3 separate regions of the Homo sapiens genome follow, and regions 2 and 3 are each linked to region 1. A link is a loop called in an ENCODE intact Hi-C map of the cell type or tissue named here. Cell type or tissue: OCI-LY7. All regions are shown on one strand. Region 1 overlaps LINC01599 (long intergenic non-protein coding RNA 1599). Region 2 holds the start of DNAAF2 (dynein axonemal assembly factor 2). Region 3 overlaps LOC100506446 (a long non-coding RNA gene).

Region 1 (4,000 bases):
TGCTGATCCATGAGGGACATGGAAGATGAGCAAGAAACGAGCCTTTGTGGGTTTAAGCCATGGAGATTTACAAAACCTTTTATTATTGAAAATTTCAAATATATATGTATATATACAATACAATATATATATGCATATATATAATATCAAACCTGTTGTACCCATTACTCAGCTTCAGCAATGATCAGTGCTCAAATATCAATGATCAATGTGTAAAGCCTCTGTGATTTGGAAATTTTTTGTTGCTACAGCACAACCCAGACAGACCCCACCGAAAATGAGAGGAAAGAATGTGGTTTTACAGAAACATGAGACGAGCGACAAGGAGCTAAAGAGAGTGGACACAAAATGCTTGAGATTTGATTTGTATGCTCTATTTTTAAAAATGTGTATGCTTTTAGTAATTCAGGAGAGCTGAACATCTGCTTGAATTAGTTGAAGTAAAAGATGCTTGTCTTAGTCCATTTGGGTTGCTAGGACAGGAATCCACAGACTGGATAGACATTTATTTCCCACAGTTCTGGAGGCTGGGAGGTCTGAGATCAAGGCGCTGGCAGATTTGGTGTCTGGTGAGGGCTGGATTTCTGGTTCATAGAGAGCGCCTTCTCCCAGAGTCCTCTTGTGGCAGAAGGGGTTTCTTTCATAAGGGCTTTAATCCCCTCCATTAAAGGGCTCTTCAGGGCTCTGTCCCCAAGACCGAATCACCTCCCAAAGCCCCACCTCCAAACACCGTCACCCTGGGGCCTAGGATTTCCACCTGTGAATTTTACCTAGCATTGCTGGACACTCAGAGTGGGCCTGCTTTGTGGACTCCTGTCCCTTCATCTCCACCTAAGGCCACCTCCTCCAGCTCACCCTCCAGCACTCCTGGTAGCTGGCACTTAGCTTCTCATGAGCTCTGCGATGTGTTTTCTGTGGAGAGAGATGGAAGCCCTGTGGCCTTGTGCAGGGACCTACCTCAGCTTTCTGGGCCCGGCTTTGCACATCTGGCCTCATGAAGGACGTGTAGCTGCTGCGGACTTCAGGGGCAGCTCCAGAGAGTTAGGCCTGCTGAACGGTTAAGTCCTGTTCTTTCCACAGAGCCAGTTTGATGTAGTGCATTTTAAGTCACACGGGGACCTTGAGGCACATGTTTTGTTATCCCTTAGGTATACTTGTTGCAATGATAGTAGTGTAGCAAAATATCCCAGCAAAACCTCCACTGGTGGCTGAGCCCACTGAGGACCTGTGTTTGCTGGGTTAACTTTCTCTCTGTGTAGTTCCTAAAGGACCGGAGTGTGTTGCCCAGCTACCCATGCTTTTCTGCTAGTCTACTGGACTGCCACGGAGCTGGCACTGCTACTGTTATTCTGATTTTGTAGTGTAGGTAATTGGGCAAGTCTCCCCTCTACTCTTCTTTGTAAAAGTTAATTATTTCTCCATTGAGTTTCTCAAAAAGAAATCCAGTTGGAATTTTGATTAGCATTGCATTAAATTTATAGGTTCATTGTTCATATAACTAGGTCTTTATAAATGTCATCCAAAGTAAGTCATCTTACATGAGGTCATCCTACCCAAAATGTGGAATGTACTCTATTTATTCAGATCATTTTATGTTTCCTTATTAGAATTTAAGACATGTTTTTAGAAGTTTTGGGTATTCTTGGCTATTACCTAGATATATTTTGTAATTCTTGCTGCTATTGTAAATGGTATCTTTTTAATAATATTTTTCAGCAGTTATTGTGGGTGGACAGAGATGTTGTTGATTTTTGCAGGTAGATTTTGTGTCTGGTGAACTTGCTGAACCTTCTGAGTTCTAATTGGTTTGAATCTGTTTTTTCTTTTTCTTTTTTTGAGACAGGGTCTCTGTCACCTAGGCTGGATGCAGTGGCACGATTTTGGTTCACTGCAACCTCTGCCTCCTGGGCTCAGTTGATCCTCCCACTCAGCCTTTGGAGTAGCTGGGACCACAGACATGTGCCATGATGCCTGGCTAATTTTTTGTAGAGGTAGGGTTTTGCCATGTTGCCCAGGCTGGTCTTGAACTCCTGAGTTCAAAGCAATCTGCCCATATCAGCTTCCCACAGTGCTGGGATTACAGGCATGAGCCACTGCACTGGGCCTGAATCTGTTTTTTCTAAATTGACAGGTTACTTTGTTTTTTTACTGCTACAGTAAGAAGCACCCTCCCCCAACCCCAGTTAATCTCTGTGATAGGTGGGGGTGGGGCTTAGGGGAAGGGTGACTCACTAGACAGGAGTTGAAAATGCCTGGGTTTTTGTGACACTAACATCTGTGTCCTCCATAGATGGAGCTCACATCACGGAGCTCATGAGAAGCTGAGTGCCAGCTACCACACACACATTCAGACATTTGCTGTCGGGCCACGGGCCATGCTGATGGAGAAAAGGTAGCCTAAATTCTCTGGTAACGGGGGTGAGAGAGAGAGAGAGAGATGTGGCGATGAAAATAAAGAATAAGGAAAGGAATAGCGACTTCAGGGGACTTTGCCTGGGTTGGGGCTCAGGCCGGGGCCTGGGAAGTATGAGAGACAGAGGGTGATAAAAGGGCATCAGGTGTTAGAGAGCAGCTGGACCAGAAGACCCACCATCCGGCAGCAACACCCAAAGACCTTTGGTCACATAATGTGGGGACGGGGAGGGAGGAGCTCTGGCACTGGAGATAGCCTTGGGCACCTGGCAATGCCCTCCCGCCCCTTCCCCGCTGACTAGTTCACAGAGGCCTTGCCCCATGCCACTGCACTGCCTTGACACTGACACACAGCACTGCCGGCCCAGGGACTTCTCAGGGTCCAAACCTCCTACATTCCCAGGGCTCCCAGAAATCAGAGCTGAACCCACAAGGCACACAGAGCTGGGCCTCTGAGCTGGCTCCCAAAAAGAAGTGTGTTGAGGGAAACATTCTCAGCAACATTGAGAATGTTTTCACTGGACCACTGTTTACCTTGTTTAACGAGAAGCTGTCACTAAGCATTAAGGTTTCTTTGATTTGGAGACTTCTCTGCACACCAGAGAACCAGTGGCATAGGGTTGCCTCCTGCTCTGCACAGTGTCTTCCGGGGCTGCTGGTGGCAGGATGTGGCGGCCTGGTTCAACAGCTGTGATTAGTGACCCTGATTGTAGCCGCTAGCTGAGTGATTGTAAAATCAGGAAGTGAGGAGGGTTTTGTGTTCCCTCCTGGCCCCTCCTGCAAGGAACTCTGGATGGAAAGGTGAACTTGCTAAGTGCAGTTGTGCTTTGCTGACATCTGCTCCCGTTTTTGCCCCTTCACTGCTTTTAATGAATTCTGGGTTCAGGCACCCTGAGCCCTGAACGTATGGAATCTGTCCTGGGAGAATCTGTTTGTTTTATAGAGGTGGTGATGAGCAGAGGCATCCAGGCAGGTCTATTCATGTGGGAAAGCAGAGAGTTGCCCTGGATCCTACTTAAGGCCAGACCCTTCAGGTCTCCAGAGGGGACAGGCCTGGCACTGTCTGTAAGCAACTCTCGAAGAAGCCAGACTTTTCCTGTAAATGTATAACCAAAAAAAAAAAAAAAAAAAAAAAAAAGACTATTTTGGAGCAAAGAAGCCAGAAAAAGGGCTAATGGGGGATGAGAGCGTAAGCCTGGCCCAGTGACCCAAATCCTGAGTTTGTGGAGGTGTTTACAGGGGCTGAACGGCCAGGCCCAGGCTGGCCCCAGGGAACCCCCAAAGGCCATGAGTGAGGCCTGCGTTTTGGGGTATGCTCCTTGTTTCCTGTGCCGGCCTGTCTCCACATGCTGGGTGGTTGTGAAACAACGGCTTGCAGTGACTCAGCTTTATAAATAGGACATTTACAGTGAAAATTACAGGAAATTCCCAGAGTCTCCTGCGGGGGCTTATTTTAGGTGTGTGGCTTACACAAGTGAAACCCCAGCCACCCTCTTCCAGCCTCTTCTCCCTGCAGCATCCTTGGGTATCTGATTTGAGGCAATTGCTTCTGTTCTGTGACAGGAAACCACCCCAGGAGGTCTGAGAG
Region 2 (4,000 bases), 430 kb after region 1:
TGGCTCTACCAAAACCTGCTCAATCAGTTCCATTGTTGAATTTGTAGATTCTTCTCAAACCTTTAGAATCATAAATGATGTCACCTTGAGAATGTTCTAAGAGTATTGTGTCAAATACTCTAAGGGCATTTGGGTCAAAAAAATATGCACATTAGAAAGGTTTTAGGCCGGGCGCGGTGGCTCATGCCTGTAATCCCAGCACTTTGGGAGGCTGAGGTGGGCAGATCACATGAGGTCAAGAGTGGGAGACCAGCCTGGCCAACATGGTGAAATCCCATCCCTACTAAAAATACAAAACTTAGCCGGACGTGGTGGTGAGTCACTGTAATCCCAGCTACCTGGGAGGCTGAGGCAGGGAGAATTGCCTGAACCCGGGAGGCGGAGGTTGCAGTGAGCCAAGACTGCACCACTGCACTCCAGCCTGGGTGACAGAGTGAGACAGCCTCAAAAAAAAAAAAAAAAAAAAAAAGGTTTTGGACCTGGTGTGGTGGCTCATGCCTGTAATCCTATAATCCCAGCACTCTGGGAGGCCGAGGCGGGCGGATCACGAAGTCAGGAGATCGAGACCATCCTGGCTAACACGGTGAAACCCTGTCTCTAGTAAAAATACAAAACATTAGCTGGGCGTAGTGGCAGGCGCCTGTAGTCCCAGCTGCTCGGGAGGCTGAGGCAGGAGAGTGGCGTGAACCTGGGAGGTGGAGCTTGCAGTGAGCCGAAACTGCGCCACTGCACTCCAGCCTGGGTGACAGAGCGAGACTCTGTCTCAAAAAAAGAAAAACAAAACAAAACAAAACAAAGTACGGTGGTGGGTTGGTTTGAAGAATCTAAGAGGGCTATTTCTGGCATTTCCACTATTCCACCATGATTTCCTTGAGAGACTTGCTCTGTCGCCCAGGCCGGAGTGCAGTGGCGCGATCTTGGCTCACCGCAAGAGCTCTGCCTCCTGGGTTTCACCCCATTCTACTGCCTCAGCCTTCCGAGTAGCTGGGACTACAGGCACCCGCCACCATGCCCGGCTAATTTTTTGTATTTTTAGTAGAGACGGGGTTTCACCGTGTTAGCCAGGATGGTCTCGATCTCCTGACCTCGTGATCCGCCCGCCTAGGCTTCCCAAAGTGCTGGGATTACAGGCCTGAGCCACCGCGCCCGGCCTATTCCACCATGATCTCTACCCCTCCTCCCGAATGTTAGTGGTGTAACTATGACAACAAGCACGCGCTGCTCAAGGCTCAATTTTCCAGCCGTTACCGACCTCCACCGCGTCACTGTACGCTGCCCAGAAACTCTGAGGCGGATCCCCCAACCCAGTGTCAGACTGATCGCCTTTGGCCCGAGGGCGAGGAGCCACAGGACAGTATGGCCAAAGCGGCGGCCTCCTCGTCGCTGGAGGACTTGGACCTGAGCGGAGAGGAGGTCCAGCGGCTCACCTCCGCCTTCCAGGACCCGGAGTTCCGGCGAATGTTCTCCCAGTACGCCGAGGAGCTCACCGACCCGGAGAACCGGCGGCGCTACGAGGCGGAGATCACCGCGCTAGAGCGTGAGCGCGGGGTGGAAGTGCGGTTCGTGCACCCGGAGCCCGGCCATGTGCTGCGCACCAGCCTGGACGGGGCGCGGCGCTGCTTTGTGAATGTCTGCAGCAACGCGTTGGTGGGCGCGCCCAGCAGCCGGCCCGGCTCCGGTGGCGACCGGGGCGCAGCTCCTGGCAGCCACTGGTCCCTGCCCTACAGCCTGGCGCCCGGCCGCGAGTACGCGGGGCGCAGCAGCAGCCGCTACATGGTCTACGACGTGGTCTTCCATCCAGACGCGCTTGCGCTGGCCCGGCGGCACGAGGGCTTCCGCCAGATGCTGGACGCCACGGCCCTGGAGGCCGTCGAGAAGCAGTTCGGCGTGAAGCTGGACCGCAGGAATGCCAAGACCCTGAAGGCCAAGTATAAGGGGACCCCAGAGGCTGCGGTGCTGCGCACGCCCCTGCCCGGGGTCATCCCCGCAAGGCCTGACGGGGAGCCGAAGGGTCCTCTCCCGGACTTCCCCTACCCTTACCAGTACCCGGCAGCCCCCGGGCCCCGGGCGCCCTCCCCTCCGGAAGCGGCCTTGCAGCCCGCCCCCACCGAGCCTCGCTACAGCGTGGTGCAGCGCCACCACGTGGACCTCCAGGATTACCGCTGCTCCAGGGACTCAGCCCCGAGCCCCGTGCCCCATGAGCTGGTGATCACCATCGAACTGCCGCTGTTGCGCTCGGCCGAGCAGGCGGCGCTGGAGGTAACGAGAAAGCTGCTGTGCCTCGACTCGAGGAAACCTGACTACCGGCTGCGGCTCTCGCTCCCGTACCCAGTGGACGATGGCCGCGGCAAGGCACAATTCAACAAGGCCCGGCGGCAGCTGGTGGTTACGCTGCCAGTGGTGCTGCCGGCCGCGCGCCGGGAGCCCGCTGTCGCCGTCGCCGCCGCCGCGCCGGAAGAGTCCGCGGACCGGTCCGGAACTGACGGCCAGGCCTGCGCTTCCGCTCGCGAGGGGGAGGCGGGACCCGCGAGGAGTCGCGCGGAGGACGGAGGCCACGATACCTGCGTGGCTGGGGCTGCGGGCTCCGGGGTCACCACCCTGGGCGACCCGGAGGTGGCGCCTCCGCCGGCCGCAGCTGGAGAGGAGCGTGTCCCCAAGCCGGGGGAGCAGGACTTGAGCAGGCACGCGGGGTCACCGCCGGGCAGCGTGGAGGAGCCATCTCCTGGAGGAGAAAACTCACCTGGTGGCGGAGGCTCCCCTTGTTTGTCCTCCCGGAGCCTGGCGTGGGGTTCTTCTGCGGGAAGAGAGAGTGCGCGCGGAGATAGCAGTGTGGAAACACGCGAGGAGTCGGAGGGCACGGGCGGCCAGCGCTCAGCCTGCGCCATGGGTGGTCCCGGGACCAAGAGCGGGGAGCCTTTGTGTCCTCCGTTACTGTGTAATCAGGACAAAGAAACCTTGACTCTGCTCATTCAGGTGCCTCGGATCCAGCCGCAAAGTCTTCAAGGAGATTTGAATCCCCTCTGGTACAAATTACGCTTCTCCGCACAAGACTTAGTTTATTCCTTCTTTTTGCAATTTGCTCCAGAGAATAAATTGAGTACCACAGAACCTGTGATTAGCATTTCTTCAAACAATGCAGTGATAGAACTGGCAAAATCTCCAGAGAGCCATGGACATTGGAGAGAGTGGTATTATGGTGTAAACAACGATTCTTTGGAGGTAACAGTTCTTTCCAGAGTCCTCATATTTGAAATATCCCATCTCACTTTAAAAATTTGCTATTACCGGCCGGGCGCGGTGGCTCACGCCTGTAATCCCAGCATTTTGGGAGGCCGAGGCGGGCGGATCACGAGGTCAGGAGTTCTAGACCAGCCTGGCCAATACGGTGAAATCCCGTCTCTACTAAAAATGCAAAAATTAGCCGGGCATGGTAGCGGGCGCCTGTAGTCCTAGCTGCTCGGGAGGCTGAGGCAGGAGAATCGCTTGAACCCGGGAGGCGAAGCTTGCAGTGAGCCAAGATCGCGCCACTGCACTCTAGCCTGGGCGACAGAGGGAGACTCCGTCTCAAAAACAAAAAACAAAAAAAAAAACAACTTAAAATTTGAAGTTCTGAAGACTCTTTAAACTCATAAATGGACAATTGGTGGTTTTTGTTAATGTTACATGTAATTTTTTTAGCTCTTTTAACATAAACAAGAGTTAAGTGTTGAGAAACAACACTAGCTGCACGGATTATATATTAAAAATTAAGTATTAGTTGGCTGGGTGCGGTGGCTCACGCTTGTAATCCCAGCACTTTGGGGGGGCCAAGGCGGGTGGATCTTCTGAGGTCAGGACTTTGAGACCAGCCTGACCAACATGGCGAAACCCCGTCACTATTAAAAATACAAAAATTAGCTGGGCGTGGTGGCGGGCACCCGTAATCCCAGCTACTTGGGAGGCTGAGGCAGGAGAATCACTTGAACGCAGGAGGTGGAGGTTGCAGTGAGCCGATATCATG
Region 3 (4,000 bases), 130 kb after region 1:
GACATTCTGTCACATGCTACAACATGAACAAACCTTGAGGACATTATCCTAAGTGAAATCGGCCAGTCACAAAAGACAAACACTGTATGGTTCCACTTACATGAGGTGTCTAAAGTCATAAAATTCATAGAAACAAACATAGAATATTGGTTTACCAGGGACTGTGGGAGGGGATTAAAGGGGAGTTGCTGTTTAATGGGTATAAAATTCCATATTTGCAAGGTGAAAATGTTCTTGGGATCTGTTTTACAACAATGTAAATATCCTTAACACTAACAAACTATAAACCTAAAAATAGTTAAGATGGTAAATTTTGGCCAGGCACAGTGGCTCACACCTGTAATCCCAGCACTTTGGGAGGCTGAGGTGGGTGGATCACTTGAGGTCAGGAGTTCGAGACCAGTCTGGCCAACATGGTGAAACCCAGTCTCTACTAAAAATACAAAAAAATGAGCCAGGCATGGTGGTGCATGCCTGTAGTCCCAGCTACTTGGGAGGCTGAGGCAGGAGAATCACTTGAACCTGGGAGGTGGAGGTTGCAGTGAGCCGAGATCAGACCACTGCACTTCAGCCTGGGCAACAGAGCAAAACTGTCTCAAAAAAAAAAAAAAAAAAGAAGCTAAATTTTATGTTTTTGTTACCATAATAGAAAAGTTTAAAATAATTCAAATTGCATTCTAGCTCAATATAATCGATATGCAAGATTTTTTTTAAGTCTCCATATAAGCAAATTCTATTAATTCCTACCTATGACACAGTGTTGGTAGAACTGGCATGGTAGGCTGAGACTAAGAAACTAGAAGGCCATCTTACTGAAATAAGCACTAAAAATAGTATCTTCCTTTTTTTAATCTTTTTTTTTTTTTTTGAGATGGAGTTTTGCCTTTGTTGCTCGACTGCTGGAGAGCAATGGCACAATCTCTGCTCACCGCAACCTCTGCCTCCTGGTTCAAGCAATTCTCCTGCCTCAGCCTCCTGAGTAGCTGGGATTACAGGTGCCTACCACCATGCCCAGCTAATTTTTGTATTTTTAGTAGAGACAGGGTTTCACCATGTTGGCCAGGCTGTTCTTGAACTCCCGACCTCGTGATCCGCCTGCCTTGGCCTCCCAAAGTGCTGGGATTATAGGCGTGAGCCATCACGCCCTGGTAGTATCTTCCTTTCTTATTCAGTTCAGTGTGTTAGTGACCCCTAAAGAATGAGAAAGACCCAAGGCATTTCCTGCTTGAAGATGTCACATAAAGTTGGTAATTCCATCATCCCTCAGAAATCATCTCCCAAAACAAAGGACACAAGAGACCAGAATGAAAATCCTATCTCAATTTAAAAAAAAATTAAGACAGGTAAAACAAAATAACTGTAAAATAAGTGTAAGGGGTACCAAAAGCAAAGGCTTGTGAGGAAAGGCACAACAGGAGGCCGAGAGTGGGCCCCAGAAGAGCTCAGTAAGAGCTTAATAGCTCACCCAGTGAGATGTGTATACTGAAGTTAAAAAAAAAAAAAGTAATAGCCCCATTTGTGCAACAATGGGAAGAAGGCAGTGTTATGGATTTGTGACCCCCCACCCAGAAGATATGTGAAAGTCCTAACCCCTGGTACCTGTGAATGTGACCATATTTGGAAATAGGGTCTCTGTAGATGTAATCCTTAGGGTGAGGTTATACTAGATTAGGATGGGTCCTAATACAACGACTGGTGTCCTTATAAGAAGAGGAAAATGGCAGGGTTCAGTGGCTCACACCTGCAATCCCAGCACTTTGGGAGGCCAAGGCAGGCGGATCATTTGAGGTCAGGAGTTCAAGACCAGCCTGGCCAACATTGTGAAACCCCATCTCTACTAAAAATACAAAAAAATTAGCCTGGCATGGTGGTGCACACCTGTAATCCCAGCTACTTGGGAGGCGGAGGCTGGAGAATCACTTGAACCCAGGAGGTGGAGGTTGCAGTGAGCCGAGATTGTGCCACTGCACTCCAGCCTGGGTGACAGAGTAAGACCCTGTCTCCAAAAAAAAAAAAAGAGGAAAATGTAGACACGGACATAGAAAGGAGACCAGCATTCAAAGACGGAGACAGAGATTGTAGTGATGCGTCTACAAACCAAGGAATGCCAGGGCTACCACCAGCAGCGAGGAGAGAGGCATGGAGCACACTCTCCTTCAGAGCCTCAAGAAGGACCAACCCTCAGACCCCTTGATTTCACACTTCTAGCCTTCAGAACTGTGAGAAAATAAATTCCTGATGTTTTAAGCCACTGAGTTTGTTGTATTTTGTTACGGCAGTTCCAACTGACTAACACAGGTGGGTAGGCTGGTAGCACCAGTTTCTCTGGACCCATTTTGATTTTGAGTAGCAGAGAAATTGGGACTAAATTAGAACTCCACACACAAGTCATATTCACAGGAAGCCACATGTTCATGAGAAGTGAGAAGAGATCCCACTGTGCACAGCTGTGCAGCTGCCTGTCTTCATTGCCTGCGAAGAAGAAAAGGCTAAAGTATCTCATATGCAAAACCCTGGATCAAAAGAAAAATTCCCACTGATACAGAAGATGTCCCTGACCCCTTCACAACACAAATCTCCTGTAAATAGTTGAGCTAAGAAAATTCACTTCATTCAAAGATGAACAGTCAAAAAAGAACCAAAAAAGATTTAAGGAAGAAAATGAAAAAGAGGCTGAGCGCTGTGGCTCATGCCTGTAATCCCAGCACTTTGGGAGGCCAAGGCGGGCAGATCACTTGAGGTCAGGAGTTTGAGTGGTTGACCAGTCTGGTCAACATGGTGAAACCTTGTCTCTACTAAAAAAACAAAAATTAGGCCGGGTGCAGTGGCTCGCGCCTGTAATCCCAGCACATTGAGAGGCCAAGGTGGGCAGATCACCTGAGGTCAGGAGTTCAAGACCAGCCTGACCAACATGGCGAAACCCTGTCTCTACTAAAAATACAAAAAGTAGCTGGGCACGGTGGTGCGTGCCAGTAATCCCAGCTGCTTGGGAGGCTGAGGCAGGAGAATCACTTGAACCTGGGAGGTGGAGATTGCAGTGAGCTGAGATGGTGCCACTGCACTCCAGCCTGGGTGACAGAGCGAGACTCTGCTTCAAAAAAAAAAAAAGGAAATGAAAAAGAAACAGAAAAACAAATGCTGATGAATAATCACCATGAAAACATTACCTCAGGCCAGGCTCAGTGGCTCACGCCTGTAATCCCAGCACTTTGGGAGGGTGAGGAAGGGGGATCACCTGAGGTTAGGAGTTCGAGACCAGCCTGAGCAACATGATGAAACCCTGTCTCTACTAAAAATAGAAAAATTAGCGGGTGTGGTGGCACACCCAGCTACTTGGGAGGCTAAGGCACGAGAATCACTTGAGCCCAGGAGGCAGAGGTTGCAGTAACCCGAGATCATGCCACAACACACCAGCCTGGGTGACAGAATGAGACTGCGTCTCAAAAAAAAAAAAAAGAAAAAAGAAAAGAAAACATTACCTCAGAGCAGATTAAAATTTTGAACATTTTGCTGCAAATTTTTTTTTTTTTTTTGAGATGGAGTCTCGCTCATGTTCCCCAGGCTGAAGTGCAATGGCACAATCTCAGCTCACTGCAACCTCTGCCTCTCAGGTCCAAGCAATTCTCCTGCCTCAGCCTCCCAAGTAGCTGGGATTACAGGCATGTGCCACAGCTAATTTTTGTATTTTTAGTAGCAACGGGGTTTCATCATGTTGGTCAGGCTGGTCTCGAACTCCTGACCTCAGGTGATCCGCCCTCCTCAGCCTCCCAAAGTGCTGGGATTACAGGCGTGAGCCACCACACCCGGTCTCTTGCTGTAAATTTTTTAAAAAATGTAATGAAGCAATTGTTTCCACAAAACAATCATAAAACAGAAGTAATATCTTGAAGAAGAGAAGGTGAGATGACCAAAGGAGGTAAAACGTAAGCTGCCGGAGTTCAGGAAATAAGTGAATGAAAAAGAAAAAATAAAATCATTACACAATGTGTATGCAAACCAA

Evidence for each region. A loop is a pair of places that touch in the nucleus more often than their neighbours do. Peaks named below come from ENCODE experiments on the same cell type or tissue, not always from the same donor. Only the 100,000 strongest peaks of a DNase experiment are listed, where the experiment ranks them.
Region 2: it touches region 1 in a loop (4-fold over the local background); 2 of 110 quality-filtered maps call a loop at or near these places.
Region 3: it touches region 1 in a loop (8-fold over the local background); 3 of 110 quality-filtered maps call a loop at or near these places.

Annotation. Positions count from the first base shown.
Region 1 is chr14:50,061,009-50,065,008 of GRCh38, reverse strand. All of the region lies in intron 2 of LINC01599 (long intergenic non-protein coding RNA 1599), which reads left to right. Among named protein-coding and RNA genes, the nearest start is that of LINC01599, 42 kb to the left of the region's middle. RefSeq lists enhancers at 1-44, 415-464, 2,020-2,229, 2,700-2,769, 3,260-3,439 and 1 more. In OCI-LY7, a CTCF peak has its summit at 2,300; DNase peaks (open chromatin) are centred at 2,248, 2,658, 3,088 and 3,808; H3K4me3 peaks cover 2,347 bases; H3K27ac peaks cover 2,405 bases.
Region 2 is chr14:49,632,506-49,636,505 of GRCh38, reverse strand. DNAAF2 (dynein axonemal assembly factor 2) reads left to right here and starts at 1,262. Exons shown (of 3, transcript NM_018139.3): 1 at 1,262-3,219. The coding sequence starts at 1,357. RefSeq lists silencers at 1,641-1,690, 1,921-2,160, 2,431-2,700 and enhancers at 1,618-2,378, 2,191-2,430, 2,981-3,040, 3,111-3,320, 3,139-3,899. In OCI-LY7, CTCF peaks have their summits at 1,962 and 2,169 (motif pointing left); DNase peaks (open chromatin) are centred at 1,245, 1,565, 2,135, 2,515 and 1 weaker place; H3K4me3 peaks cover 4,000 bases; H3K27ac peaks cover 2,831 bases.
Region 3 is chr14:49,929,341-49,933,340 of GRCh38, reverse strand. All of the region lies in intron 4 of LOC100506446 (a long non-coding RNA gene), which reads left to right. Among named protein-coding and RNA genes, the nearest start is that of MIR6076, 35 kb to the left of the region's middle. RefSeq lists enhancers at 926-1,427, 3,011-3,060. In OCI-LY7, no CTCF peak of the experiment used is centred here; DNase peaks (open chromatin) are centred at 782, 2,400 and 3,160; H3K4me3 peaks cover 858 bases; H3K27ac peaks cover 3,014 bases.